Regions from separate parts of the Homo sapiens genome. Here region 2 is linked to region 1. A link is a loop called in an ENCODE intact Hi-C map of the cell type or tissue named here. Cell type or tissue: CD14-positive monocyte. All regions are shown on one strand. Links, peaks and the distances in the headings refer to the core of each region. The heading gives the core; the rest is flanking DNA.

Region 1 (16,328 bases), core at 5,173-7,672:
CATCCTAGTGCTATAATGTCAAGTGAAAAAAGCAGGTTAAATAGTATACACGTTAGGACCTAAGGTAAATACACACAATATAGACACACGCGCACACTGAAAGAAGATTGGAAATAGATACATCACCATGTAACAGCGGTTATATTTCTGATGACTGAAATTACAGGAAATCTTAATTATTTTCTTCATGTGTATATTTTCCTTCATATGTGAATTATTTGTGTAATTCAAAAAAGGAAAGCTATGCTCAGATCAAAAATAACCTTTTGAGCAAGGACAATTATAAACAGCTGCAGGGCCACACTAACTAGAAAGGCTGTTTTTTTTGGTTTCCAGCCTTTTTAAATATACAATCAATGGTACAGGTGAAAAGGAAGTTTAGCTCTTCATTTACAAAATCAAATATGGTTTAAGAAGAGATACAACAAAGTCTATATTATTTTTTAAAAGATGAAGAAATAATTTACAAAAGGATTTACTTTTATAATATGATCCCTTTAAATAGCAAAAAAAGATATAATTCAGGTTTTAAAAAATCTGATTTACATATAATTTTTCAGAGTACACATACTCTATGAATTGAGGGACACTTGCAGGTAAATACTAAGATTTCTCTATTTTGTAAAATGCCATATTTTGCATCTGCTGACTTCTGGCTGAGAGAAAGAATATAAATGGGTATGGCAGTTTACCCCCTTGCCAATGTGAAGTGTCATGTGACAGAGCACTTCTCTGGCCTAAAAGAGATGAGAGCTCAGAGTAGCCTTCCTCTCTACTCTCAGTTTCACTCCCTTAAACTTCCCTACTCTGCTATTTTTGCAGAGACTAATGCCAAGAGAAAAGTGAAAAAGACCAACTAAGTAATGTATGATTGCATGTGGGTACCCACCACCACCACCACACACATGCAACTCTGCTGGGGGCATCCCCTGAATAACTGATCACCACCAGTTCTACTCTAGACAAGAAAGACTGATGCTTTAATGCAGTTTACTCAGCACAGTCATCTATGGCAACATGCACACATACATGCACTTACATTCTTCTCTCCTTCAGTGACACGGGTTTCATAGCAATATGCCAGAAGGATATCAATCAAACTGTAGCACACTTGACGACAGGCTCTCTTGTCCAGCAGATAAGATTTATTGACAAATTTTCGTAGCTGATACTTCTCTTCTTCAGAAAAAGACACTAGAAGAAAACGCATTTAAAAACTAGATGTTTCATTCAGTTTTGTAAAACTCCCAATGGAAGATTTGTCAAAATTAGAACTTTGATTATAGAAACTGAAATAAAAGTTCTTTCTACTTAACTATGGATATATAAATAACTTAAGTAGACTTCACAGTTTTAGTAAGAGCTATGAGTCTGCTCAAATTCTAATAGGGCTGAATAAAGAAGATTTTTCTAAATAATACCTATTCCTTAATTCCTGACCCTCCCTTTTTTGCTACACTGTTCTGTACTTAAGACGTCTGAATGCCAGTTACTGTCTTTAAAATTAAGATAATACATTTTGACAACAGAAAGTGCTAAATAAAGCACACTGAAAATATTCGTTATCCATTTTGAAAGTTCTATACCAAGAAATAGGAATACTCCCAGATATTAATCAATTAAAATTGTTAAATTTAAATTTAATTTAATTAGATTAAATTTCAATTCAAATTAATCCATTAAAATCTCATATTGTTTACCATATAAATCAAGTTTTACATATGACCACATCACATACGTTAGACTTGTGGGAAAAGATTGTTTCTTTACAACACAGTTCCTTTTTGCTTTTCTTCTTCTGCTTGGCACCTTCTCGCCTCCTGAATATTCGTCAACAGCCTCTCACACACTGAAAATCTAGTATATACCATTCCATAGTTTTCTCTAGACATGTAATCACATACAGACACACAAGCATACCTACTAGGGAGTTTATACTTCCTACACCCTCCCTCAACCCAAATAACTAGGTCATTTTTCTCCATCTAGCCCTTCTCACTCAACAATACCTCTGGCAAATCCCTAAAAGTCAACTGGTGTGTAACTAATTTTTGTAAAGGAGTATAATATTCCAAAATGTACCATGCTCTGTCCAATCACTCCCCCTACTGATGGGCACTCACTTTGCTTCTAGTTTTCTGCCACTGCTAATAATGCTGCAATAAATATCCTTATCCTATGTCCTTGATTATTAGAGGCTTTATTTCCATAAAGTAGACTCTCGAGACTGTATTGACTGGGTTAAAAAAGTATCTGTTTTAGAAAGACACTTTACTTAAAGGCTACAATAACTCTCCTTTCTCACAGTCATGAATAGAAGTTCCTCTTCCTACACATACCTCCCACCTCCCCCTGGCAAGAAATGTAATAGCTTTTTTACAATCATTTCCAGGTTAATAAATTGAGTATAGTAGGCAGAATTCTAAGATGACTTCCAATGAGTCATATCATTATGTGGGGATGGAGCTTGTGACCTGCTTCTGTCCAACAGAATACGACCAAGGCAATGGGACAGTCATTTCCATGATTATATTCCATTATTAGCAGACCAAAGCCAGGGACTCGCCTGCTAGTTTTGAAGAAATAAGATGTCACATGGTGAAGTGAGAGAGCCTGTGAGAAGGCTATGTGGCAGGGACCTGTAGAGGCCTCTAAGATCTAAGAGTGGCCCCCAGCTAACAGCCAGCAACAAAGTAGGGGCCTCAGTTCTATATCTGCAAGGAACTAAATTCTGCCAACAATCATGTGAGATTGGAAGAAGACCTTGAGCTCCAGGAAAGAACACAGCCTCCAACATCTGTTTTTTAAAAAAATAAGATGGATATCTTTGGCTACAGCCTTGCAAGACCTTACACAGTGGACCCAGCTAAGCCTGGCCCAACTTCTGACTCATGGAAACTGAGATCATGAATGTACACTGTGTGAAGCTTGTGATAATTTGTTATGCAGCAAGAGAAAACTAAAACAGTGACTTATCATTGTTATTTCACTTAGTATTTCTCCAATTGCTCAACTTTAAGCACTAGTTCCTTGGTTTGTAGGCAATCTGGATTTGCACTCTTATGAGTGACCCATTCGAATGTGTTTTGTCCAGTTTTTTTCTATTGGATGGCTTGTCTTGTCAAATTAAGAATCCTGTATATTATAGATATAAACCCTAATCATCTTTCCAAAGCTACCATATCTCTACTGACTTTGTTTATGGTACCTTTTGCCATTGAAACACTTATTTTTCATGTAGTCAAATATGTCCATTTTTTTTTTAAGACAAGATTCTGGATTTATAGCTTTAGTTAAGGTTTCCCCAATCCTTGAATTGTACATGAAGTCTCTTTAAGATTAAATTTATTATCCATTAAGTGGAGGTACAGCATCATAAACAAAGGTCCTCATCCTGGTCTTCATATTGAGTAGGCTGAGGAATAAGAGGAAGAGGAAGGGTTGGTTTTGCTATCTCAGGGGTGGCAGAGGCAAAAGAAAATCCCCATATAAGCAGACCTATGCATTTCAAACATGTTTTGTTCAAGGGTCAACTGTATTTAATTTAAAATTTACTGGATTTAATTAATAAGACAGATAAACTGAGTGTTGACTGCCTCATTGGAGGACGCATCTGAAGTTCCTTAATTTAAATAAAAGCTCTCAGTTCATTTTAAGCAATTTGATTTAAGGAAATGGCATGAAGGCATATACTCACTGCAGGAAGAAAGCATACCTGACAAAATATTTTATGACTCCTTGTATTTAGCAAGAAGGTTAGAGACAGTATTCCCTTAGGTATGGTTTTTGAGATGTTCATTAATTTAGCTAATGGGAAAATGCCAGGTGTTCATGATCTCTGACTAGAGAAAAGTCTTTATATCCTAGTTGACTAATAGACCCCTGCTCCCACATAATTCTCAATCACAAAGTAAGCATGCCCAGAAACTATTTAGCAACATGTCAACTCTCTACATATTTATGCCTTCATTTTTAAGTAATCATACCTATCGACGTTTATCCATTTATAAAAGTTGACCTAGGCAATGTAGGTTCTGACGTTACATTATCCACATGTAAGTATTTCTACATTAGTCATTTTCAATAACTGTGCACAGAAGAAAAACCTACTTGAATTATTCTTCTGAATTCTTGGATACTAGGAGCTGCTAGACTTTCCCTAAAACACTTCCACCTTTTACTGAGCATTTATAAGTTCCACTGTGGCCTACTTCATTAATAACACACAAATGCATTTAAATTCTGAAATTCAAGCAAAGAAATCAGAGATGATAAATAACAATAACAACAAACCAGGAAATCACTAGAGAAACCAAAAGTCTGAGCTCCCTAAGGCCTTTTTTATTAGAGCTGTAAATCATATCACCCAAAGGGGAACTTGGGGGAAGTTTGCACACAATCAAGTCTAACCTAGCAGCAGTACTGGAAATAACTACAGATGCAGTGCCAACAATGCTTGGATGATTGCCACCATGAATAACATTTGTCAAGCATTTGTATGACTTAGCTACACTACAAAGCAGCTTTGCTATATAGTTCACAATGTTTTGGCTAATTATACTTTTAAAAATAATCTCCAGTGAAACAAAAGTCAGCTGAACTCTCAATACATTTGAGGAGGAAACTGGTGCCCTAGCATTGAAGCAAATGGCCAAGGACCACCTCCCAACATCAAAAACCCCACCAATATGTCTGAAGGCTGCAAAGGGACTATCAAAATGAAAGATGTCTGCAAGGTAGTCACTTTTCTCTTCCAAATATTTTCTAATTTTGTTACTTTTAAATCCTCCCTTCCTCTCTAAATCCCCCTCCCAAACATCCCTCTTATCTGGGTCAACAATTAAATCACAAAGGATCTCAATGCTCTCAGAGTAACGCACATCTGTCTATTACATTGTACATTCACTGGAACCAGATCAAGGGAACCAGAAAAAATTGTGCTGCATTCAAACCTTCAGCCTAAATGGGTAGCCCTGCAGTGCTACAACTTTCAAAGTTGACACTGACAGTTATCTCTACAAACACTGAAGGGCTCACTGGTGCCAAACAGGATGTCCCTGCTAGGAAGTTCATTGACTATAAATGTTACGTGGTGTCATAACAAGCAATAACGTGCCAAGACTCTGGAGCTTCAGATTAACCACTGAAAGACAACATGGGAAATGCGGTGAGTTCATCCTCATGAAACCAGAGCTCAGGGGAAGCACGGCGTTTAACACTTCCATTTACAAGCCTTTGGGGAGGAAAATCTGGATCACTACAAAGCTGGAGAAAAGTCTCCCTGTTGTAACTCAGGGCTGTGATGAAAACGACAAGAATTACAACCAAGGGAGAAAAAGAGGGAGCAAAGTTCACCACCTAAGGCTTATCTGGAATTCAAAGCAATCTAGGTTAATATTTTATGATACAGAATGAATCAAAGGTACACCCCTCACCTGCACTGTTGTATCTGCCTGGCGACACCTGATGAGGAGGTGTTAAACAGACAACAGCCCACGCTATGACACAAAGAGGAAGAAGGCCAGAGAGGCAAAGAACAAAGAGGAAGAGGAGAAAAGGTACAGCAGCATGCACCATAGTTCAGCAGAAAACTGTGATGTTTATTTCTTGGTTTATTTCTTTTCCCCCATATTTTATCCTGGCTCAACACACTTCAATTTATTCCTCCAATTCTGAGTGCCCCAAATATTTGAACCAGGATTTTTCAAATGAGAGAGAAATCTTGTTAACAAGGAACTTTCCCTTAAAGCTTTCTAAATGTATAAAAATTGTAATTTCACAGAGAAACCATCCAACTCCTGGCTCTCCTGTGACTGATTTTACTCTACAATAATAATTTCTAACATTTACAGGATTTTAAATACATCGTTTCATTCAATCTCAGGACAACTCTGAGGTAGGTACAGCATTCCACAGCAACCCAAAGGTGCAAGATCATATCGCAGGCATGTGGTGGAACAAGAAGTCCAACCCCAAGCCTACATTTAGTTTATATCTTACATTTGGTATTATTAGAAGAGACACGCTGTTCGACACAAAGCTCAAGTTCGTCTACCTTAGATCACATGTCCTTGCTATTTTTAAAGGTGGTTTTTAGAATGAATCACCATAATGGCTTTGCAGACTATGACTGTTCCTGATGCACCAGCCTGGCTATCAGTCATGGGTCAGATGAAGGGTCAGGAGGGCAGGTGGTTAAAAGGACTGAGTGGCTTGATCTCCTGCTAAAATTACACAAAGAAGACTAAGAGCATTGCTGACACAGAAAACTGGACTGAGAACAAGCTACAGTTTATCAAAGTAGAGCAAGTTAGAATTTAAATCAAAGGGAACGCCTTCTCTTGATTTTTAGGGCAACTAGCTCACCCTGGTGGACAGAAAACTCAACTACGCAACCATCAATTTTCTCCCACACCACCTCATTAAAATACCGTGCTAAAATTAGGGAAACTGACTCAAACCAGTTGACACACTTGATGATTTAAGTTTGTTCAAACTTCATGATCAGATCTACCTAGCATGTACAATTAACTATCTATATTCTGTTAGCAATCCTAAACCTGAAAATTTGTCTATATATACATAATGTGAGAAGTCTCTGAAAGCTGCTTAAACTCAAATATAAAAGTCAGGATTTGTTGAAAACGACAATAAATCTATAACAAAGAGTCACTATAGGCCGGGCGCGGGAGCTCACACCTGTAATCCCAGCACTTTGGGAGGCCGAGGCTGGCGGATCACAAGGTCAGGAGATCGAGACCATCCTGGCTAACAGGGTGAAACCCCGTCTCTAGTAAAAACACAAAAAATTAGCCAGGCGCGGTGGCCGGTGCCTGTAGTCCCAGCTACTTGGGAGGCTGAGGTAGGAGAATGGCGTGAAACCGGGAGGCAGAGCTTGCAGTAAGCCGACATTGTGCCACTGCACTCCAGCCTGGGCGACAGAGCAAGACTCCGTCTCAAAAAAAAAAAAAAAAAAAGAGTCACTATAATGAGCTTCTGTTATGCAATAAAGCTAATCCTCTATTTTCTAAAATATTATAGTAGCAATTTTTTGATCTGGTAGAACTCACCTAAACTTTAATAAAACTTAACCATAAAAACATTTATTACAATATTTATAGATATTTACTGAGTACCTTTATATAACAGGCACTATACTAGACACTGAAAAAATAGCAGATAACAGGCTATTGCATTGATATGCAGAAAATAAAAAACTGTGATGCATTAGAGACCCTGTAGCTACTTCAGAATGAGTGGTCAAAGAAGGCCACTATATATACTATTTGCAACTGCAGAAAACAGGAAGTCACCCAAATGTCCACCAGTAGTAAACAGCCCAAATATCCATCAATCATGAAAAAAATATCCAACCGGATACTATGTAATCATGAAAAGCTTCAGGTAGATCTCTACATACTAATATGGAAGATGTGCAACACACACTACAAATTGAAAACAAGGTACAAACCGGGTATACGTGAGTCTATGTGTAGACATTTCTTAAAGCGACTGTTTAGATGTGGGAATATATATTTTTAAAATATCCCCAAAATTGCTAATAGTGATTACTTCCGGGAAGAAGAACTTGGGGTGGGAAGAGTCTATATTCCATTTAATACTCTTCAGAATGTACATATATATGTATTCTTTCCATTTAAACATTGAAATTTTATTTTTAATATGTAAATAAAAGCCAAATCAGTGTGACAGAAAACATGGGTGTTCTCTTCTTGATCTGTCTGCAAATGTTATATTTCTAATGTATAGTCTTAATATATCAATGCTACACTGCACTTAGAGAAGCTGGTAATAACATGTCCATCTAGGTCTTTTCCCACTTGGGTCTTCCCCCCGCCCGTTACTAATACTCAAATGTCCTTACCAAAGAAGAATGTTCATACCTCTTAAGCAGGTTATTGAGAAACTACAAATGTCCTGTGTGATAATATCCCTAAATTTAGGTTTTAAAAAATAATTAATTATAAAAGAACTCCAATGATTCTAAAGGAAACCATACTTCAAAAGAATTTTCCAACACAAATAAGCCTAATTATTTAGCGGCATTTTCCAGTCAGGGGCAAAGAAGTCATTTCCAAAATTAGCAATTCAAACTCATATTTTAACATTATAAGGCAATTACAACTATACGCTTAATAATATGGAAGGCAGTAAACGTGGTACACCATGAGATTTTAAAATGAAACAAATTAGCCGAATTTGAGTTTCTTACCTAATGTAGCATGATTTTCTTGTTCCTGACTCTTTTCCAAAAAGGCCATCATTTTTGAATATTTGTCAGTCCACCAAGGATTATACTTCAAAATCTGTTCAATCGCCTCATCTTCAAAAAAGTCAGCTCTAGGAAAAAACATTGAAAGAACTTACTATACAGGATTTCACTGGCTTTTACTTTTTAACATTTTATCTTAACTCATATTTGTACTAGAAATACAGATTTTAATTCAAAGTACATTTCAAGGAAAGACTGAACACTATATTTACTTTCTTTGTAGTTACTAACCACAAACATAAGTTATTTACCATAAAACAAAAGTAAGTATCTGCCTAAAGGGATATATAACATTGCTGATCTCTTTTTTTTTTTTTTTTAACTTTTTTTAAAAGAGATGGGTCTCACTCTGTCATTCAGGCTAGAGTACAGTAGTAACATAATCACAGCTCACTGCAGCCTCAAACTCCTGGGGTCAAGCAATCCTCCTGTCTCAGCCTCTCAAGTAGCTATGACTATAGGCACATGCTACTGTGCCTGGCTAATTTCTATTTTTTCATAGAAACAGGGTCTTGCTTCCTTGCCCAGACAGGTCTTAAACTCTCGGCCTCAAGTGACCCTCCCACCGCAGCCTCCCAAAGTGTGATGGGATTACAGGCTTGACCCACTGTGTCCAACCTCTGATCTCTTTAAATAGAAGGTACATAGAAGACTGGTCCTACCCTGAAGTCCCATCCCATATTCGATGATGTGAAATGAAGCAAATCTGAAGACACATTGGACTGAAATCTAGCACTTGTGCTAGGTATGCAAGTACTACAGACTTTAGTAAAATTTCAATAAAGGAAAAAATTTTTGAACTCAACCAGCAAAGAAAAACAAGCAGATGAGTAGGAAATTCAGGATACTGCATCTCCACAAAGAGGCTAAAAGGGGCTACACACACACACACACACACACACACACACACACACACCATTTTTGGCATGTGCACTCATATTTTCTACCAAGATAAAATCTATTTTATTAAGATACTAATTTTAAAGTTCCTTAAACTACTGAAGAAGATAAAAGCAACATTTGTAGAGAACAGAAAGCTAATTTTCCTGCACTCTACATTCCTGTTTTAACTAGAAAAATAACAGCCACATTCAAAATACACCTCTCACTCTTGGAGGACACTTATTCAGAAATGATTCTATCTTGCATTCAAAGTTGGAAATTGGTATTCTTGGGAAAAGCATTAACAAGGTATAACTCATGGTGAAAATTTTATTTATATTTTAGTTAACTAGAAACTCAAGGAATTGGTTGCTTTGATACACTGAATTTTCTAACTGATAGTTTTACAACCTTATAGTTGTAAACTATAATCTTATATCAGTTTCTAACTGATAGTTTTCCACAGCCTTCCCTTTCAACTGAGATACTGAAATCACTTAAAAATTAGAAAGATCACAGACAACTTACGGAGTTCTTTGTATGTTCCAGGCACCGCACTAAAAGCTTTGCATCCATTATTTCCTTGAATCCTCACACCATCACTATAGGCATGGGGTACTATCAATATCCTCATTTTACAAAGGTAGAAACTGAGGCTCAGAAAAGTTTTGTATCTTGGCCAAGTTCAGAGAACAAGTAAAAACCATAGCTAGGATGTAGACATACTGAACTCTTACTTCAGACTCCAAGCTCTTAACCAACATAAATATTCCATTTTTATATATGAGGAAATAAAGTACATATTAGACAAAACTGAACAGCTAATATCTTGAAATAGGAATTCTCAATAACAATTTCCAACAGGTGCACAGACATATGAGACAAGGACAAAATAGCTGCTTCATAAACTAATCCTGCTAAGCCTATTTTCTTATTAGCTATCTCTTTCTCCTTAAAGTGAAGGAACTCTTTTGAATTGAAGTTCTACTATAAACTCATCCACAAATCAGAACGTGAGCTTTTTTCTAGGATATGAATTTCAAAGGGATAAACAATAACAATAAATGGCTAAAATGCTAAATAAGTCATTCATTCAACAGAAAGTACTGACATTGTCCCATGTTCCATGATCCATGTTAGGCACTGGAGTTCCATTCATGACAAGACACAGACAGTCCTGGCCCTCACACAACTTACAATCCCATGGGAGAGTCAAGCAATTACAATATAGCAAAATGCTATGACATATCAGCAGTACAGGATTCTAGGGCAAAATAAATTAGAATGACAGGCAAGGACCCTGGAGGATATAATACCTAAACCAATGGTTGAATGATAATGAACAGTTAACCAGATGAAGGGGGTGGGACAGAGTATTCTGTAATGAAAAACTGGTTGGCGAAGGCTAGAAAACAAGAAGGCACATTTAAGGGAAAAAAAGTTGAAAGAAGCTGAACATAATATAGTGGCAACCACCTTGTAAGCCATGTTTAAAAAATCTCAAAGATTATCCCTACCAACTAAACACTTAAAAGCTTTTTACATAGGGGAATGACATTAGCATGGTTTAGAAACATCACTCTTATTGCAGCCTGGAAAATGATTTAAAGGGAGAAACCTGGAGAAGCAGACATAATGGTGGCCTAGGATAAGAGAGTGGCAGTGGACATGGAGAAAAGTGGATGAATCTGACCTATACGTAGATGACAGAACCCTCAGGTTGTAGGGAATGAAGAGCTCGAGGAGTGAAAAATGACACTGAGAATTCTGGCCTCCACAACTCAGTGGACAACAGTGTCCTTCGTTGAGACAGGGAAGCTAACAGACATGAGTGAGAAATAACGACTCCTGCTTGGGATAGGTTGAGTATGACATGCCTTTTTTTAGGATTTACAAACAGACCCATCCAATAGGTAGGTGGACATACAAGTCTGATGCTCAAGACAGAGATATGAGAGTCATAAGCATTTAAACCAAGAAGAGGATAAAATTGCCCAGGAAGAACTGGCACAGTGAGAGAAAAGGGCCTTGGACACCACAGCGCAGAGGACACCAAAGGCAAGAGTAAAGGAGCCTAACTGAAAAGATGCTGTTTTCCTCCCCAAGGGACCATGATGAAGGGAAAAAGAAAACTGGCTTGGTAACATGGTATTTCTACCACCTCCATCCCCCTCCCCACCAAAAACACCTCCAAAATGTTTGATTATTTTGAGTAAAATTTCACTAATACAGTCCTAGTAATCTGAACTGTGGTCTATGCTTGAATTGTCCATGAATTAAGAGTTTCATGAACAAGCGCTGACGGTGACTAATGTTTTACTTTTCATAATAAATTACTTTCAAGTTTTGTCTGTTTTTTCATCTGAGATCTCAATTTTTTTTCAAGACTTTTTTTTTTTTTTTTTTTGAGACAGAGTCTCACTCTGTTGCCCAGGCTGGAGTGCAGTGGCGCAATCTCGGCTCACTGCAAGCTCCGCCTCCTGGGTTCACGCCATTCTCCTGCCTCAGCCTCCCAAGTAGCGGGGACTACAGGCGCCCGCCACCATGCCCAGCTAATTTTTTTGTATTTTTAGTAGAGATGGGGTTTCACCATGTTAGCCAGGATGGTCTCAATCTCCTGACCTCATGACCCACCCCCTCAGCCTCCCAAAGTGCTGGGATTACAGGCGTGAGCCACCATGCCCCGCCTTTTTCAAGACTTTCAAGGTCACTAATTGAACAAGCATTCACTGAATGCCCTCTACGTGCATCATCAGGAAGATGAAGATCTGTAAAACTCACTTCTGCCCTTAAGGACTCCACAATTTAAGGAGAACCATGTACACAAATACAGAACATTATAAAACAATGCGGTAAAAAACAAGACAAACTGTAACAGGGGAGCACTGAGGTGGGCTTCCTAAGCCAGTCTAACAGGGCAAGTGCATGGAAGAAACAATGAGCCTAGTCTGAGGAGATAAGCAACCACTATTCAGGCAATGTGGGGTCAGGGGAAATAAATGGCAAAGGGATACCATGATAAAAGGAAATATATGAGAAGCAGTGTGGGTTGGGCGTGGTGGCTCATGTCTGTAATCCCAACACTTTGGGAGGCCAAGGCAGGTGGATCACTTGAGGTCAGGAGTTCAAGACCAGCCTGGCCAACATGGTGAAACTCTGGTCTCTATTAAAAATACAAGTTAGCTGGGCATGGTGGTGCACACCTGTAATCTAAGCTACTCAGGAGGCTGAGGCGGGAGAATGACTTGAACCCCGGGAGGCAGAGGCTGTGGTGAGCCAAGATCGCACCACTGCACTCCAGCCTGGGCGACAGAGCAAGACTCTGTCTCAAAAAAAAGAGAGAGAAAAGCCGTGTGGTATAGGTGGGGAAATGCAAACATTCATTATTGCTGTGGTGTAAAACGTGAGCAGGGAGTGGCAAAAGTGAAGCTACAGAGGTAGGCAGGGTCGGGATCACAGAGAAATTGCGATGACACACAAAGGAGTTAGGTACTTTAAGCAGAAGAGCACCAAGGACAGAGTTAAGCAGATTTTCATTTTCAGCACGTAAGACATCATACTAATGGTTCATGGTTGATGGATCTGAAGAAGTCCAGACTAGAAGCAGGGATGCCAGTTAGGCAGTTAGTGAGTGCTGCACTAAACCAGACACAGATGAGGGCCAGAAACTGATGAAGTGAAAAAAAAAAAAAATACTACAGAGAAAAATGGTACAACTTCAGGATTGATTGAATGTGTGGGATAAGAAAGAAGGCAAAGATGAATCCCCGCTTTCTAACCTGGGTGAATAGAGTGAAAAATGGGGCATCAATCAAGTTAGAAAATTCACAAAGACTTTAGAAGTAAAAGGATGAGTTCAATTTTGGACATGTTGAACAGAGGAGTCAAGTCAGTGGGATGCCTAGTCACTCTCTTCAATATGCTTCTTCTTCATAGCACTTGATTACAATAAAACCCCTTTAGTACGCTTCTTCTTCATAGCACTTAATTACAATAAAAATAGTGTCTACTTCCTCCACTACAATGGAAGCCCCATGGACAACACAGAGATTGAGATCTTGCCGTAGGCACCACGGTGTCTTTGGTATCTATGACACTGCTTAGCATGTACTTCATTCAGACAAATATTTGTTGAACAAATAAATACATAAATGAAAGAAGGGATACATAAAATTGTATTCTAATGCTTTTTCTCAAGTTCTGTGTTTTGAATTGAGAGCCACCTCAGAAGCAGGTGATCTTGCTCCCAGCCATCCAATTACTATTTGTTGTCTTAATATCTACTCAATAAACCCAAGAACTTAATTAATATACATCTTTTTTCACAAATTTAGAGTAATGAAAAATTATCACAATTTAAAATGGTACAACAAATGGTATAAGATCATTTTTGTCCCTTTTCTTATCTCACAGATGTTTAGAATACTGACTGAATTCTTTTGTTTTCTCCCAAAGAAATAGGCAAGATTTTATGAACTGGTTAATGTAAAATGTATGCCAACAATTAGAAAACTATTTGGGAAGAAGAAAACCAAACACTCTCAGCAAGAGAAGTATGAATACTTGGCTATAATAATAAGCAGTGAGGAATGACTATTAAGAAATGCTTCAAGATGCTGTCAACATATTTTAGTGTAAAAATAATACCCCAAAGGAATTACAAATAAGAAATGGATAATAAAAAACAATCAACATTTATGGATCATCTGTTACATGCCCAGCACTATAGTGAGCTGCAAAACATGCCAAAAAAAAAAAAACAGATTATACCAAAATAACATCCAGATTTTACAATAAAAGACTTTTAAATAACAATCTAAAATCATATATGTGCCTTTGAAATGTATAAATTTTTCTTTACAATCAACTGACTTCACCGTGTTCTGCTTAGGCTGAAATTAAAATTCATTTTCCTAAAGCCCCCCAAATCCTGACAACATGAGGAAACACTATGACTTGTAAAGACAAGTCAAACAACTTACAAATAGGTAATATTATGCTAATCTTATATACATTATTATGCTAATATTATATACATTATGTATTACATGTGTATATCACAATGTATTATCTGCATGGTGATAGTAATTTAAAGTGAGCCTTTTTTTCTCCACTGTTTTAACCACTAACAACAAGAAAAAAAAGCACTGAGCTAAAAAAAAGAATTTTTAAATAAAAATTAAAAAGAATTTTAGTTGCATTTCATTTAATATTAATACATTTGGGTGAGTCAGTCAGCTAATATAAATAGTGAGTAGTAACACAAAAATTACACTGAGCCAAAGTCTTACTGCTATCAGAAAAGTCACAAAGAATCTTTACCTCATGACTCCCACTCTCCTCACTTAGCCCATAACTAAATTTAAACCATTCTTGTAAGAACAGTTCTTTGAGAAGTGGAAAGAATATTTCATGCATAGTATTAAAGAAAATGAGCTTCTGGATAAAGACACACAGAAGATGGAGAAAAATAAGGGCTGCTTATAATATCACACTGCTAACTATAAATTCCAATTTCCTAATTCTCTCAGGCCATAGTTATTCTTCTAGTTTTAGAAGAGAGGAGATAGGCAGTTCTTCTAATTAAGCTCCCTCCCACTTGAAATTTCAGTCTTGTAAAGTTCATTCTGTTTTTATGCTAGCCTGAGAAATTTGCTGACAATGAAATTTCCACTTTAAATATTCAGCATGATTTTAAATGGGTTTCTTCAAATTGCTCTTCAGTGGACCTTTAAAACCACAATTGGAGAGATAAAGGTAATTAGAAATAGCAGTGTAAATGGAGTTGAATCTCTCAGATGTCCTCCAAAATGTAACATACCCTGCTCTTACCCAGTTTCCCTTAGGATGTTGAACAGTTCAACCATTTATCATTACACATCACTCATTCCATTTGCACATCACAAGATATATCCCTGCCATTCCAATTAGTATCCTACTGTGTCACAGGAGATAGAATGTTAATCACGAGAGCTACAGCAGTTAAACTGAAATAGTGTACATGAAAAGGATATACAAAATGACAAATGGAGAGACTCTTTTCAAGTCTTGGCCAAGCCACTTAGTAGTAGTGTGACCTTGAGCAAGTCCCTTAAACTCCTCTCCTCATCTGTTGTGAAAACTGAATAATCACATGAGTGCACTTTATAAGCTGCAGGTACTATACCAATATAAGGAGATATGATGATTATAGCTATATATGTAACAGTTTGGAAAATCTTGACCCAGAATTAATAATTAAGGTCTACATCAACATAAAACCCTCATTCTCCACGCATCCTAGCAGAGCCACATGTCCAAGAGAGGTCAAGCGACAATCCTTGGAAGAAATGCTGCTATCCTGGCCAGTGGGAGGTATCACAATCTCTCAAGTCATCATGTACCTATCTGTTAATTAGATAAGTTCTTTATGCAAATTTAAGCCTGATGGAGATACATTATAGCCAAAAACACAATTAATGCCAGTGGGAAATAATACAGCAAAACTTCAAATTAGATTCTATTTATTCTCTACCACGAAGAATAATTATTTGTTCATTGGAAACATATCACTGATTACAAGGGCTAGTGGATGAAAGTTATTAGGAAGATCCTGGGATCAGCCAAGAAATGTGGTACAGGTACATTTAAATTCTTAAAGAAATTGAAACATATTTTCATTTATGCATACCATTAATCACAACCAAAAGTTTACTTAAAAGAAGTGTAATAGTCTCATGAATTCAGTATTATATTTTTAAGCCTGGCGAGAAAAAAACTAAAAAGTATGTTAGAAGAGTTCTCTGTTGCTAAGATGAACAACTTGAGATATAAGAGGCAACATCTTACAAAGATTACAGAGGTACAACCATTGTAGGTTAATTCAAATGTCCATTAAGGTCTTCAGTCATCAATAATTTCTGGAATCCGAAATGCACATCCCTAGCAGAGTTTAAAAGACACTCAAAAATTTTAAAATAAATGTCAAGTAAATTATTTAATCCTCAAAAATCTCATTACTCACAGATAATGATCAGGATCAAACTTGGCCAGCTCAGCGGCCAGGCGCTTCTGTCTTCGTTCAGCTGCAGGGGTGAAATCTGGATCCTTAATATCAATAACATCACTCAGTTCATCCTGAGGACACCCAGAAAAGAAAGAATAATTGCTATCT
Region 2 (16,328 bases), core at 7,403-9,902, 950 kb before region 1:
TAAGTGGGAGCTAAATGATGAGGACAGCTGGACAACACACACTGGGGCCTATTGGAGGGTGGAGGGTGGGAGAAGGGAGAGGTTCAGAAAAAAACCCCAAAACTCTTGGGTACTATGCTTAGCACCTGGGTAATGAAATAATCTATACACCAAACATCCAAGTCATGAGTTTACCTATGTAACAAATCTGCACATGTACCCCTGAACCTAAAATAAAAGTTAAAATATTTTAATAAATAAATAAATTGAAAAAAGAAAAGTGAAATGTTCTGTATATTGTAATCCCTGAAAGTATATTTTAAGTACTATTGCAAAATACTATTCAAAGAAATATAGTCATAAAAGAGGATACATACATACAAACTATGTTCTCAGATCATAATGAAATTAAATTAGAAATCAGTAACAGTAAGGTAGTTGGAAAATCTCAAAATACTGGGGAGAAACAGAATGGACAAATGAAATGGAATACAAAAACATGCTCGAATAACCAATAAAAAGGGCAGGAAAGGGGAAACAAGAACAGAAAACCCAGGGAACAAATAGAAAACAAATAATAAAATGGTTGACTTAAATCCAAATATATTAATATCTACACTAAAATATAAGTGATCTGAATTAAAAGATGGAGATTGTCAGAACGGATTTAAAAAATGACCCAACTATATATTGTTTATATAGAACTCATCTCAAATATAATGATAAAAATAGGCTAAAAGTAAAAGGAGGAAAAGGATATATTATGTAAAAACTAATAAAACGTAAGCTAGAATGGCTATATCAATGTCATATAAAGTAAATATCAGAGCAAAAAAAATTAACACGGATGAAGAGGGAGACTACATAATAAGAGGAGAAGACAGCAAGAAGAAATAACAATTCCAAATGTTTGTACATCTAATGACAGAGCTTTAAAACACACAAAACAAAAGCTGAGAGAACTAAAAGTAAAAATAGATAAATCCACAATTATAATTGGAAAATTCAACCTTCTTTTCTCAGTAATTGACAGAACAAATAGATAGAAAATCAACAAGGATATAAAAGAATTGAACAACATCATTAAACAATTGGGTCTAATTGATATGTATACAACATTCCATCCAGCAACAGCAAAATACACATTCTTTTCAAGTGCATGTGAAACGTTCACCAAGAGGGACAATATTCTGGGTAATAAAACAAACCTTAACAAATTTGAGAGAATTAAAATTACATAAAGTATATTCTCTGACTATAATGGAATTAGATTTGAAATCAGTGAGAGAAAGTTAACAGGAAAAAATCTTCAAACACTTGACAAGTATTAATATACTGCTAAATAATGTATGGGTCAAAGAAGACGTTCCAAAAAAATTAGAAAATATTGTGCAGTGAATGAAAATGAAGAAAAATATATCAAAATTTGTGGGCTAGAGCTAAAGCTGTGGTTAGAGGAAAATTCTTAGCATTAAATGCTTATATTAGAAAAGAAAGTCTTAATAATAATCCATGCTTCCACTTTAACAAACTAAAAAAGGAAAATAAAAACCCAAATCAATTGAAAGAAATAATGAAGAAGAGAACAGAAATCAATTAAGTTGAAAAGAGACAGATAATAAAATCAATGAACTAAGAGTTGGTTCTTTGAAAAAATCAGTAAAATTTATAAATGTCTAAAAAGACTGACAAGGAAAAAAAAAGAGAATGAATATCATGAATATCAGGAATGAAACAGGACATGCCACTTCTGAGCCCAGAGAGTATTCATAATTTAAACTTTCCAAAAAAAAAAAAAAAAAAGAGAAATCTACAGTTCCAGATAGTTTCACAGAAAAATTCTAGCAAATATTTAATGATTAAATAATGACAATTCTATACAATCTTTTCCACAAGACAGAAGAGGAGGGAATACTTCCCAACTCGTTTATCCTGATACTGAAACCAAAGACAGTACAAGATAAAAACACTGCAGACTAACATTCCTCACGAACATATGATATGGTTTGGCTATGTCCCCACCCACATCTCATCTTGAATTGTAGTTCCCGTAATCCTCATGTGTCCTGGGAGGGACCCTGTGGGAGGTAATTGAATTATGGGGGTGGTTAACCCCATGCTGCTGTTCTCATGATAGTGAGTGAGTTCTCATGAGATCTGATGGTTTAATAAGTTGCTTTTCCCCCTTTTGCTTGTCACTTCTTCCTGCCATCATGTGTTTGCTTCCCCTTCCACCATGATTAAAAGTTTCCTGAGGCCTCTCCAGCCATGCGGAACTGTGAGTTAATTAAACCTCTTTCCTTTATAAACTCTCAGTCTTGGGCAGTCCTTTATAGCCATGTGAGAACGGACTAATATATCATAGATGCAAAAATCCTTAACAAAATCTTAGCCATTTGAAGCTAGCAATGTATAAAAAGAATAATAAATTACAACTAAGTGGAGTTTCTCCTGGGCTATGCCAGGTTAGTTCAGTATTTGAAAAATCAGTCATTGTAATAGCAATAGTCAAAAGGAAAAAAGCCATATGATCATATAAATTAATACAGTAAAAACATTTCACAAAATTCAATATCAATTCATGATTTAAAGAAATTATGAAAAACTCTTAGCAAACTACAAAAAGCAATTTTTGTCAACCTAATAAAGAACATCATTAAAAAACCAACAAAAATCACACCTAATGGTGAAAGATTGAATGCTTTCCTCCTGTAAATGAGAACAAGGCAGACTTCCTCTACCTCCATTCCTATTTGATGTCGTACTGTAATTCCTAGCCAGTGCAATCAGGAAAGAAAAAGAAAGGAATCCAGACTGGAAAAGAAGAAATAAAACTATCCCTGTTCACAGATGAAATTACTGTTTACATGTGTCCAAAAAACAGACACACTCGACACACACACACACACACACACACCCCTCCTAGAACTAATAACCGAGTTTAGCAATGTTGTAGAGTACAAGTAAAAAAAAAAAAGTTGATGATATTTCTGTATACTTATTGCTAATAAGGAACTGGAAACCAGGTATTTTTCAAATGCCGTTTAAAATAACTCCAAACATTGAAATACTTATGTATAAATTTAATGCAATATGTAAAGGGTCAATAAAACGCAGATGAAATAAATCAAAGAAGACCTACATAAATGAAAAGACATACTGCACTCAAGAATTGGAAAATTATAATGTAAAGATGTTAACCCCCCCAAACTCATCTATAGATGTAACACAAACCCAATGAAAATCCCAACAGGATTTTTTGTAGACAGAAATAAGTTGATTCTAAATGTATATGGAAAGGCAAAGAAAGAATAGCTAGCAGGATTTTAAAAAGAATAGAGTTGGAGAAATCATACTTTTCCATTTTAAGGCTTCTGTAAAGCTGCAGTAATTGAGATCAAGATAGCATGGTATTGGCAGAAAGATAAACATGTAGATCAACGGAACAGAATAGACTTCCAGAAATAGACCTACACAAAGATGGCCAACCGATGTTATTTTAATTGAAGTATAATTCACACACAATAAAATGCCGTGACTTAAAGTGTGTAAATTGATGCGTTTTGACTAGGGCATATACCCATGTAAGCCACACCCTGTAAAGTATATGCCCATTTCCATTACTTCAGAAAGTTCCCCTGTGTTGCCTCCCCCCATGGGCAACTACTGTTTTCCAGTTGAGTTTTTGATCAGTGTGCAGAGGCAATTCAATAGGGAAAGGATAGTCTTCTCAATAAGCGATGTTTAAAGCATTTGGGCATCCAAATGCAACAAAATGAACCTTGACCTAAATCTCATACCTTATTCCAAAGTTAACTCAAATTAAGTTATACATTTAAATGTAAAATACAAAATTATAAAATGTTTAGAATTAAACATAGGGAAAAATCATGACCCATAACAGAAAAAAAAAATTGTAAGCTGGACTTCATCAGAATTAAAAACTTTTTCTGGGAAAGACACTGGTAAAAGAATGAAAAGACAAACTACAGACCGAGAAAATATTTACTGATCACATATCCAGCAAAACACTTGTATTCAGAATATATTAAGAACTCTCGAAACTCAACATTAAGAGAACAAACAGTCCAATTTTTAAAATGAGCAAAAGACTTGAACAGGCACTTCACTAAAGGGATGGCAAATAAGCTCAGGAAAAGATGTTCAACATCATTAACCATTAAGAAATGGCAACTTAAAAACCATGATGAGATACCCTCCACATCTATTAGAACGGCTGAAAACGTGAAAATACTATGGCAAACACTGTGACGGTTTCTCGTAAAGTTCCAGGCACGTCTACCAGCTGACTCAGCATCCCACTACTAGGAATTACCTAAGTATTACAACATGAAAATTTATCTACACCCCCAAACCTATACAGGAATGATGATAGCAGCTCTATTTATAAGACATACTGCACACATAAATGGGAAGATAACAATGTAAAGTTGGGAATCCTCCCCCAAATTCATCTATAGATTTAACACAAACCCAGCTCTATTTATACTGATTATAGCAGCCAAAAACTGGAAGCAGCCAAATACCCTACAACGGGTGAAAAAAGCGTTATGTCCACACAATGGAATTCTGCTCAGTAATAATAATAATATTAATTTTAAAAAGAACTATGGATACATGCAACAGCTTGGATGACTCTCAAATACATTATGTCGACTGAAAGAAGCCAGTCTCAAAAGGTTATATATTGTATGATTCCATTTACGTGACCTTGTGGAAGAGACACTTTGGTGATGGGTAATGGCAGTGCTTGCTAAGGGTCAGGGTTGCAGGGTTGGGGCGGTGGGGGGTTCTGACAACAAAAGGATGGCGTGAGGGAATTTTCTGGGTGATGGAATTGTTTTGTATTGATTGTGGGAGTGGTTACTTGAATGTGTATGCGTGTTAAAATTCACAGAACTGTGCTCACGTACAAAGTCAATTTTACTGTATGTTCATTTAAAAAGTAAAGTTTTAAGAATTTTTTTTAAAAAGAGTTAAAATGTTTTCAATGAGACAGTCAAACATAACAGGAAGAAAATACTTATCCAGAATGTGTTATTTATATATTTTCAGTGCTCAAACATTCAGGAAAAACATAATGTGTTGTTTTGTAGGGAAAGCTGAAAAGGAAAAAAAAAATTAAAAAGGGAAAAAGTAAGTATTGCCTTAAGCAGGGGTTCCCAAACTTCAGTTTCTATAAGAATCATCTGGAGAATTTTTTAACTTTTGTTTGTTTGTTTGTTTGTTTTTTGCTAGACTTCACCCATCCTCATTCTTTGAGAAATTACTTGGCTGGAACAGAAAAGGTAAGTTTTCTCAGCTGCATAGGTAGAGACACGTGTTCTATAATGCTAGATCAAGACCACACTGGACTTGTTCCAGTAAATCAAAGAGAGATGCTTCTGGTTTCAGTTAAGTCATTAGAACAAAAATCTTCCTTCAGAGAGTTTACATTTGCAGTGCTTAGGCTTGTAAAATGAGACACATAAATAAACCCTCCTCCGACCAGCAAAACAAAAGTATTTTTTTCCTCTTCACAGATTGAAGTAGTTCAAGTGAGAGTCTCTGAGTTTTCCTAGGCAATCACCAAAGAACATTAGCCTTTAAAAATAAGCTGATGATTAAATGACTTGCTCCAAGTTATTGGTGGAATATAAAGTTTTTTAGATTGGTTGGTTTTTGTTTTTTGGGGGAGGCAGGGAGAGGAGATGCCATTGTGTAGAAGCAAGCAAACATGGCATTTTGGATTCTGGAAAATAATGTCAAAAGCATAACTAAGAAAGCCCTTTCTTTCCTATAGTTTCAGTTTCATATTAGCCTACCTTTAAAATTGTGTTTTTAAAGTAACGTTAAAGGGGTCATATCTGATTTTTCATAGCCTTTAAAAAAAAAAAAAAAAGAGAGAAGAAAAGTAAAATAAACTCCTGGCATGCTTATAGTTCCATTATCTCCCTAATTACCCTAAATTTTAATATTCTAATTACTCTAAATTTTGGAATGATGCAAATTAAACTGTTACCTAACTTGTTGACCTTGTAGAAAGAGTGGAAAGGGAACAAGAGCTGGATATTTTGATTCCAGAGGCACTGGTTTCATCACGGTTTTAGGCAGGAACCAAAAGTACCGCACATCAAAACAGTAGCTGTTTTCTTCAACCCACACGCGCACACTCAGGTCAAGTATTCTGAACCAAAGGCACAGGTTGACTCTTGAGAGCCGTGGGCCCCTTCACCAGCCTGAGGGGATGACTTGGGAATTTCAAACATCCGGGATTGCCACAGCATTATACCTCATCTAAAGTAGGTCCCTCTTTGTAGGATGAAAAGAAAAGCGCTTTTCTTGCACCTTTCACCAGAGGAAGTGGATTTGGCTCAGCAAAAGGGCAGACTGCCGATGGGACCAGAGGACTCCCAGGCCTAACCTCTACTTCGAGAATGGGAAAACCCTGGCCAGCAGGCCTGATCTAAGAGCTATGTTCAGAAGCACAACAGAGTACAGCCACTTTGGAAAACCATCTGGCAGTTTCTTACAAAACTTACCATGCAATCCAGCAATTGGGTTCTTAAGTATTTACGCAGTGAGTTGAAAACTTATGTCTACACAAAAACATGCACACAGATGTTTATTGAAACTTTATTCATAATTGCCAAACTTAGAAGCAACCAAATGTGGCCGGGTGCAGTGGCTCACGCCTGTAATCCCAACACACTGGGAGGTTGAGATTGGCAGATCATTTGAGATCAGGAGTTTGAGACTAGCCTGGCCAAGGTGGTGAAACCTTGTCTCTACTAAAAATTCAAAAATTAGCCAGGTGTGGTGGCAGGCATCTGTAATCCCAGCTACCCAGGGGGCTGAGGCAGGAAAATCACTTGAACCCGGGAGGTGGAAGTTGCAGTGAGCTGAGATCACGCCACTTCACTCCAGTCTCAGTAAGAGTGAGACTCCATCTCCAAAAAAAGCAGCAGCAACCAAGATGTCCTTTAATGGGTGAATGGATAAACAAACTGTGGCACATCCATTCAATGGGATATTATTCAGTGATAAAAAGAAATGAGCTAGTAAGCCATGGAAAGATATGGAGAAACCTTAAATGCATATTATTACGTTAAAGAAGCCAATCTGAAAAGGCTGTATACTGTATGATTCTAAGTATATAACATTCTAGAAAAGGCAAAACTATAGAAATAGTAAAAAGATCAGCGGCGGCCAGGGGCTGGAGGAGAGGGAAGGATAAATAGGTGGAGCACGGGCTCGGCGCGGTGGCTCACACCTGTAATCCCAGCACTTTAGGAGGCTGAGGTGGGCAGATCACCTGAGGTCAGGAGTTCGAGACCAGCTGGCCAACGTGGAGAAACCCATCTCTACTAAAAATACAAAAAACTAGCCGGGTGTGGTGGCAGGCACCTGTAATTCCAGCTACTTGGGATGCTGAGGCAGGAGAATCGCTTGAACCTGGGAGGCGGAGCTTGCAGTGAGCCGAGATCATGCCATTGCACTCCAGCCTGGGTGACAAGAGCAAAACTCCTGTCTGAAAAAAATAAAATAAAATAAGTGGAGCACAGGGGATTTTTAAGGAATGGAGCTATTTTGTGTGATTCTGTAATGGTGGATATATGACATCACGCATTTTTCAAAACTCAGAATGTTCATCACCAAGTGAACCCTAATGAACCCTAATGCAATCTATGAACTTTAGTTAAAAATCATGTTATCAATATTGGCTCATCAATTGTAGCAAATGTTTCATGCTGATGCAAGATGTTAGTAATAGGGAAAATGGCTGTGTGTGCATATGTGTGGGTAGGCGTGAGAGCATATATGGGAACTCCCTGTACTTTCCACTCAGTTGTTCTGTAAATTTAAAACTGTTCAAAAAAAAATTAAGTTTCCTAATTCAAAAAACACACACAAAACACATGTGAAGGGCCTCTTGCCCTGGCCAGGTCCCCGGGCCCCATTGCAACATTTCGTGGATTTGGCTTAGTTTCCTGATGGTTTGCACCCTGGGTTTTCTGAACTTCAAAGGACCCTGGCTACCTGAGGTGTTCATTCCTACCTGTTGCCTGTCTTGACCATCTTCAAAATCACCTGCAGTGATAGACAAGCTCTGCCCACACCAGGAATGTTTCAGCTTCTCCCACAGGTTTACCCATAGTACCTTGAGCCTTTGTGTCTCTGAGTGACAATTTCCTCATCCATAAAATGGACATAACGACACAATCTGTCTTTACACTTGTTCTCATGCAACCCACCTGTACCAAGTTCCTTCCTTGTGCCAGGCACTGTTCCAGGCACAAGGGCTGCTGCTGTGAAGAAAAGAGACAAAACTCCCTGCCCATGTGGGCTTCTATTCTAGCAAATGGATTAGTAGGAAAACTCATGGAATTTCTAAAATAGTATTTGGCTCATAGCAGGTGCTTGATAAATACCAGCAACTGTAGCGGTGAGCCCACTGCCTCTACTGGGACAAGAGCTATCATTCGGGGCTTGGCAGGAAACACCTGTGCAAACCCTAGAAATGCCATCCCCAGGCAGGCTGCAGCAACTTTATGCCCCAGCAGATGGCAGCAGCTGCAGACACATCCCATGGTGGCCCTGAGCGCCTGCTAAGGGGAGGGAGGAGGGATGGGCTGATGAATGAGAGGCTCAGACTGTTATCCTCTGGATCACAACAAAATCCTGTTCTTTCCTCCTGAAAACAGAGCTCCTTATCTTATCGAGTCATCTCTAGCTTTGTCCTTTCAAAAGCAGCCACTTAACCCCCTGCAGCAGGGAGACAAATCCTTCCCAGCCCTGCAAGTCAGAACTGAGGTTTCAACTGCTGAATTTGAAAGCGGAAACCACCTGAGAATTTAGTGGGTTCAGAGGGTCACAAAGTCAAAGGCCTCTAGGGGCCAGGTAGGGAATGATTGCATGAGCAGGAGGAAAGAGGAGAATTGGCTGAAAGGCTAAAGATGCCTCGCAAAGCTCTTCCTGGCTCCACCGGATCACCCCAAATGCTGGGAGGAGCCAGATATCTGGACTGTGATGTGATGTCACCCCATTTTTTTTTTCTTGAGACAGGGTCTTACTCTGTTGCCGAGGCTGGAGTGCAGTGGCACGATCATGGCTCACTGCAACCTCCGCCTCCCAGGCTCAGGTGATCCTCCCACCTCAGCCTCCAGAGTAGCTGAGAGTACAGGCACATGCCACCATGCCTGGCTAATTTTTGTATTTTTCTTTTTTGTTGTTTTTATAGAGATGAGGGTTCATCATGTTGCCCAAGCTGATCCTGAACTCGTGGGCTCAAGCAATCCACCCACTTCTGCCTCCCAAAGTGTTGGGATTACAGGCGTGAACCACAGCCCCTAACCTGTTGCTCCATTTTCAGAGCACAGTGTTGGCCCAAGAACTTCTCTGACAATTGGATTTGGCCTGAGCTCTTTAAGTTGTGACCCCTGACACTTCACTTGAGCTATTTCCAGATAAATTACACGTCCTGATGGAAGCCCAAAGAGGAGTGTTTATTTGCTGAAGGCCACCCTTTGAGTTGGGCACAGGCCAGAGTTAAACTGAGTTCCCTTTGCTGGTTCTGCTTGTAAAGCTGCAACCCTCTGCCATTAAGTGGGGTGTGTTTATGTGTGTGTCTGAGAAGAAAAGCGAAGTGGTAAAAATATGGAGTGTAGCCTGAGATAACTGCAACTGGTATTATTACTTCTCAACTATAGATAATAACAGCACTAACAATGCTGAACAATTGATTGGGCATAGGTGCCAGGCACTGGGCTGAGAGTACTTTCCATGGATTAACTAATTGCATCCTCGTACCCAGCCCAGGAAGACATTGTCATTATCCCCGTGTCATACAGGTGGAAAGGAGGGCATGGAGTGATCTTCCGAGAATTGCTGAGCTGGAAGTGGTAGGATCTTAATCCTTTTGCTTTGACAAGGGAGTGATCAAAGGAGAGCTCTCTTCCTGGCCTCTTGGCCCAGGGGCCACCCCAGGGAGGAGACTGGAGGGATGGTACCCTGAGATGGGGGTGCTGTAGGAAAGGGTTCACAATCCAGACCCCAAGAGAGGGTTCTTGGATCTTGCCCAAGAAAGAATTCAGGGCGAGTCAGTAAAGTGAAAGCAAGTTTATTAGGAAAGTAAAGGAACAAAAGAATGACTTCTCCATAGATAGAACAGCCCTGAGGGCTGTTGGTTGCCCATTTTTATGGTTATTTCTTGATGATATGCTAAACAAGGGGTGGATTCTTCGTGCCTCCCCTTTTTAGACCCCATAGGGTAAACTTCCTGATGTCGCCATGGCATTTGTAAACTGTCATGGTGCTTGTGGGAGTGTAACAGTGAGGACGACCAGAGGTCACCCTCATCACCATCTTGGTTTTGGTGGGCTTGGGCCGGTTTCTTTACTGCAAAGTGTTTTATCAGCAAGGTCTTTGTGACCTGTATTTTATGCTGACCTCCCATCTCATCCTGAGACTTAGAATGCCTTAACCGTCTGGGAATGCAGCACAGCAGGTTTCGGCCTCATTTTACCCAGCTCCTATTCAAGATGGAGTTGTTCTGGTTCACGCGCCTCTGACAGGGGGAGCCAGGACCCAGGCTTGCTGGGAAGGGGTTTGGAGAGAGCGTTTCCTCCCCACCTGGCCTGCAGGCATCACAGCTGACAACTTTCTACCTCTCTGCATCCTCAGATAACCTTCCTGGGGAAGGTGACAAATGACACAGGAAAGAGAAACAGGCCTAGACCAGGAAAACTGGGAGGAAGGGTAAGAAATTTGCTCTGGCTTCCTGACAGAGACCGACCCCAGATGGGCCCTGGGGACTCCAGTGAGGCAAGGGGGTCCTCTGGGGAGCTTCAGAGCCTGCTAGAAGTGAGTGGAATGCCTGTTGGTTCTGCCAGGACACTGGTGACACAGCATATGGACTAGAAGCAGGAGGGTAAGGGCAGCCAGCACCAAGTCTCTTCCCACCCCTCTCTGCTCAAGATTCTTCCAACGTCCTCTTACAATAACTCGCTCCCCGCTCTCCTGCCTCACATTCAGACATAAACTCAATATTCAGTGCTTTTCTAGTATTTTCTAGCTTGCCAGAACTCTCAGAGTTGTAATGCTGTATCTGGACTCTCCCTTCTCAGTATTTACTAGTTTATCGCTTAGGTAAGTCTCGTAACATCCCCGAGCTCACTTTTCTCATCTGTAAAATGGGATAACAATACTTACTTTACAGGTTACGGTTCTTGTGAATTTTCCCTCCAGGGTAAGATTTGCACTTTAATAGAATTTTTCAATGCCTTAAGTTGAATGAATGATGAATAGAGGGGGCTGCAGCAGAAACCAGGCTGCCAGTGCACATGTGCAGCTTGGAGGTGCTGCGGTGCTGATGCCGAGGAAAACTAGGACACAGAACACGAGACACCGTCATTTGGAATCACTTCTTCTCTCCTTTACCTTCTATACACACACCCCTCAAACCATCAGAGTTAGAGATGCCTTGAGTCAGGACTGTGCTTTTCCTCTCCATATTTCCCGATATGTAAAATGAAATCATAACAACCATCATAGCCATGTCCTAGGGTTGTGATTGTGAGGACTGAATGAGTTAATGCACATAAAACCCTCACCGCAATGCCTAACACCTAGGAAGCACTATATATGGGTTACTTGCATAATTACTGGGTTGGCCTTAAGTCTCAGTTCCTACAAATGTGAGCTATTAGTGAACGTTATTCCTCCTGTTCAAACTTGCATTTGAAGATATACGTGTGTCACATTTCCTGAAATCTTGAAGGTCTCTCAAACGTCATTTACATTTGGATTCAGAGGGAACTATACTTAATCTATGCACTATTGTTAGCATAAAGCAGCTTGCTGCATTGGGAAAGACACAGGGGCAGATGATTCAGAGCTTGCTGACCTTGGAGCTGTGTGACCTTGGACAAGGTGAGAAACAGGAATAATTCATGGAGTCTTTTAAGGGTCAAATGGCATCATGGATGTGAAAGGTAAAAACCTTAAGAAAAGAGTAGAAAGCTCTTATTACTAACACTGCCAAGTGGATTCCTAGGAAGTGGGACGAGGGGATTTTCCCTGCTTCTGCTCCCTAAACTCAGCATCTCATACATCAGTAGATGTGGGTGGGGTGACTGGCCCGGGATAGCACACACGGCTGCTTAAAGCTGGCCCGTGGAGATGTTTTGGCTTAAGGATCACAGCATGGAAGGGAACACATATGGCCTTTTCTTGCTGAGAAAGGAAGATGATAAGCCTTATTCTTGTTCTACCACATCCAGCCACAGTATGGAGCAGTGGGACGCCGGGATATTTTAATGGGAGCAGGGTATCTCTTAGCAACCCGCGTCTTTGCTTCATTCTGTGGAATTCCTGAACCTCTCCGCACTGAAGTTTTCTTATCGGTAGAATGGGGATACCACACATATAGGGTATTGGAAACATTAAATGCAATGATGCTTGTAATTGATGAGCAGAGTACCTTCAATAGCATGTGGGAGCAAATGGTAGCTATGAATCTGGGACAGTGTTGAGCACAGAATGAACGAGAAACCTTTTGTTATAGTACCAAGGCTCAGAAGAGCTTAGTTTGTATTTGGATCTGATTCTTGGGCAAGACACTTACTTAGCATCTCAGTTTCCACAACTATGAAATAACCAAATCAGAATTTCCTAAAATGTTTCTGCAAAATATCTAAAAATAAGGGATGGCCCTTTAGATGTCCCATAAAGAGGATGCTGTGGCCATGAAGTCTGAGGAAAAGCTCCATCATCTCTTGTTCAGAGATTTCCAACAGGGGTGGGCATTACCAGGTCCAGCACAGCTAGCCTGTGCCAGCTCACAAGATTGTTACAGTTTCAGAAATTTTGTGAGCCGGTTTTTAAACACAGCCATCATTAAAAATTAAGTTACATAAACGGACAAATCATATTAAACACAAATATAGTAAAGACTCAAAACTTTTCACTTCCTGTGTTACTACATTTCACTAGTATCTATGCTTTTGAGGACATGATGTTTATTGTATCTGTAGAATGGAAATACTACAGAATGGAGTGCTACTGCGTATCTCTTGTCCACTGTGCATTCAGTGACATCACATCCGTAGCTTGAAATCAGTCATGGCAGGAGTATTATACTCCAGAAGCTGATAAATGCTACAAATCACGGCGATTTTATTTGAGAGAGAAGGTTGTTAAACATTTACCAGCACACTATTGGCCCGTGATTAGCTTATTAAAGACCCCAGCAAGTTCAGCAATACACTCAGTTAACTAGGTAATTTTCAAACCTTTTGGACCAGAGAACTACTTCATAGACAGCTTTTAGAAAACATTTGGTGATGTCTGAGGCTGACGCGGAGGCTCAGGCCTGTAATCCCAGCACTTTGAGAGGCGAGGTGGGTAGATTACCTGAAGTCAGGAGTTGGAGACCAGCCTGGACAACTTGGCGAAACCCCGTCTCTACTAAAAATACAAAAATTAGCCAGGCATGGTGGTGGGCACCTGGGAGACTGAGGCAGGAGAATTGCTTGAACCTGGGAGGCAGAGGTTGCACTGAGCTGAGATTGCACCACTGCACTCTAGCCTGGGTGACAAGAGTGAAACTCCATCTCAAAATAAAACAAAATAAAATAAAATAAAATAGAAAACATTTGATAATGTTTGAAATGCAGCACTGGCTGATCCTATCGCCCCTTTCTGCCATTTTCCTGAGAGGGTGCAATTGCTGAGTTACCATGTTGCAATGCGCACCTGGTTAACTGAAGGCTCCGTTCAATGCTCACTTCACCCACTTACCGAGAAAGGAGCTCCCTGTCACAATTCCATGAGATTTACAGACTTCTCCCCTTGCCAATGAAAGTTTTTTGCATTCTTCACATTTGTGAAATGTACCACCTGCCACGTGTCTTTGCATGTGTCATTCTGCTGCCTAAACGCTACCCTTTCCTTGTCCCTCTTTATTCTTGAGATCTTAGACATAGGTTTTAAGGGGCGATCTGAGCTTTTGGTCAAGTTAGATTCCTCTGAGCCCTGAGATTTCTTCCACTCCTCTGACATTCCCGTAGAACCCTGCTCCTTGTCTTCAGGGTGACTTTCTTTAGTTGGTAATTATACATTTGTATCCAGGGTGTGGTGGATGAAATATTAGCATAAACTCTTTGTAGCTCTTACCATTAAATTTATTTCCCCATTCCTTGAATGACTGGGGCTGGCCTTGTAACATGCTCTGACCCATGGAATATGGAGGCCCTACCCCTCCTGGCATGCTGCCCTGTGACCTCCATGCTGGTCAGCCCAGCAGCAGTGGAGAAAAGGACAGAGAAGAACTGAGATCATGCTGAGGTGTCTCACGTGAAAAATCAGCTCATGAAGGGAGAAATAGCCTTGGGAGCCAGACCATCCTTGTGAGGGGAGGCTTCCAGTTTATTTTGTTCCCATTCATTACATCAGCACCTGATCCAGATTTTAGATTTTTCTCATGCCAGCTCTGTGTATGGTGAGATGTACGGGAAGTTTAAATAGCTCCACACAGTGTAGTATTTTGTATGTGTTAGCTCGAGCTGCATGCTAGGGGCAGACTGCTACCCAGATGAGAAATTTATACACCAGGGCAATCAGCTTGGTTTTAATCAGAAAGGATTTCAGAAACATTGATTCTAAAAGCATTGCTAATCCTTGCGTGAAATCCAGAGTCTTTGGTCATTCACAAAATGAACATTAGAAATATGTTCTGTTAAAATTAGAGGTTTTAAATTAACATATTAGATGCTGTAAGTGGATTCTCCTTGGGCAATTTAGTGGTAGTCAGGATACATGGCTTGGCCAGAGCATTGTGGGGCCAGTCCTCTGCCCTTGTAAGAGGGTAGAAAGTCCAGGGAGGCCTGCAGTGGGTACTCTCAGGGATGACACTGGAGACTTTGTCTCCTGGTCTCCTGCTGCTGCCTCGAGGCTAGTGTCATGCCTGCTGCATGTGAACCTTTTTAGGAAAGGTGAGGTTAAAAGGGCAAAGACCTGGGACTTCATCCAGCTTGCAAAAACATTTTCTATAAGCCATTTTATGCCTTGTATTTAATAAGTACGTTTAAATAATATATCTGTAATATATGGGCCACAACTTGGAGACTTGCTTACATTATAACTTGGCCTTCACTTGCAAAAAGTGAAGACGTTGATTGATCTACTTTTTTTAAAGCTTTTTCCAGATCATGGCACATGGAAGGAAAACTGAAACAGAGAATGGCAGTGTTACTGAAGAGATGTGATGAGACTGGAGTTAGGTCTGATAACATGGCTGGAATTTACAGGGCAGAGTTCTAGAGAAGTAGCAGTCATACAGAGAAGAAGCTTCTGAAATCTGCTCAGAAAAAAAAAAAAAAAAAGAAGCTTCAGGAATCCTAGACTCTTTGGGTACCAAGTGACAAGTATGCAGCACACGAATCCAGGTGGCTAGGAAAAGAACAAAGCTATGAGCTGAATTGAGATTTGGAGCTTGTATGGAACTGAGTTTTTTTGTTGCTGTTGTTTTTGTTTTTTTATTTTGACAGGGTCTCACTCTTTTGCCCAGGCTAGAATGCAGTAGTGTGATCTCAGCTCACTGCAGCCTTGACCTCCTGGGCTCAAGTGATCATCCCACCTCAGCCTACCGAGTAGCTGGGACTACAGATACGCGCCACTACACCCAGCAAATTTTTGTACTTTTTGAAGAGACAGGGTTTTGCCATATTTTTAGGCTGGTCTCAAACTCGTGGGCTCAAGCAATCTGCCTGACTCAGCCTTCCAAGAGATATTGGCTTAAGTGTATATGGCGTATACAATCTCATATGGAACAGAAGTGTATTGTTGTAAGTGTAAATGAATAGGCTGCTTTGAAAATTCTGGGTACTCAGTTGACCCTCAAGAAAGGCCATGTGTTAGGAGAAGGTTACTATTGTCTTGGAGTTAAAGATATATTAGCCCCTCCCTAACAAACATTAAAAACAAACCTCAAAGGATCAAGCTGATCCATAAGGAAATTAACTGTCTGCCAGACAAAATCTGATATTTAAAGGAAGACGACAAAATCCAGACACTGAACAATGCATCATCCAAAATGCCCAGAACACAATAAAATATGCACAGACACCTGAAGAAGCAGGAAAATGTGAAGGACAGAAAATCAGTCAATAATTGAAACAAATCAGAAGAAACAAGAAGAAGGAAATAGAAGAAAAGGCTTTTAAACAGCTACTATATACACAGTCAAAGATGTTAAAGGAAAACAAAAATGTTATGAGGAAATAGATGGCAAATCTCAATAGAGAAATGGAAACTATAAAAAAGAACCAAATTATAAAAACTGAAAAATA

The links. Hi-C counts contacts between places; a loop is a spot of excess contacts. Peaks named below come from ENCODE experiments on the same cell type or tissue, not always from the same donor. Only the 100,000 strongest peaks of a DNase experiment are listed, where the experiment ranks them.
Region 2: it touches region 1 in a loop (5-fold over the local background); 94 of 110 quality-filtered maps call a loop at or near these places.

Annotation. Positions count from the first base shown.
Region 1 is chr3:72,816,191-72,832,518 of GRCh38, forward strand. It overlaps SHQ1 (SHQ1, H/ACA ribonucleoprotein assembly factor), which reads right to left. Exons shown (of 11, transcript NM_018130.3): 5 at 16,179-16,291; 6 at 8,234-8,361; 7 at 1,040-1,194. Among named protein-coding and RNA genes, the nearest start is that of SHQ1, 24 kb to the right of the region's middle. RefSeq lists enhancers at 6,057-6,106, 6,127-6,406. In CD14-positive monocyte, for the core only: a CTCF peak has its summit at 6,393 (motif pointing left); a DNase peak (open chromatin) is centred at 6,161.
Region 2 is chr3:71,867,032-71,883,359 of GRCh38, forward strand. No RefSeq gene overlaps it. Among named protein-coding and RNA genes, the nearest start is that of PROK2, 90 kb to the left of the region's middle. RefSeq lists enhancers at 5,927-6,463, 8,409-9,340, 10,271-11,202. In CD14-positive monocyte, for the core only: CTCF peaks have their summits at 8,534 (motif pointing right) and 8,741; DNase peaks (open chromatin) are centred at 7,810 and 8,550.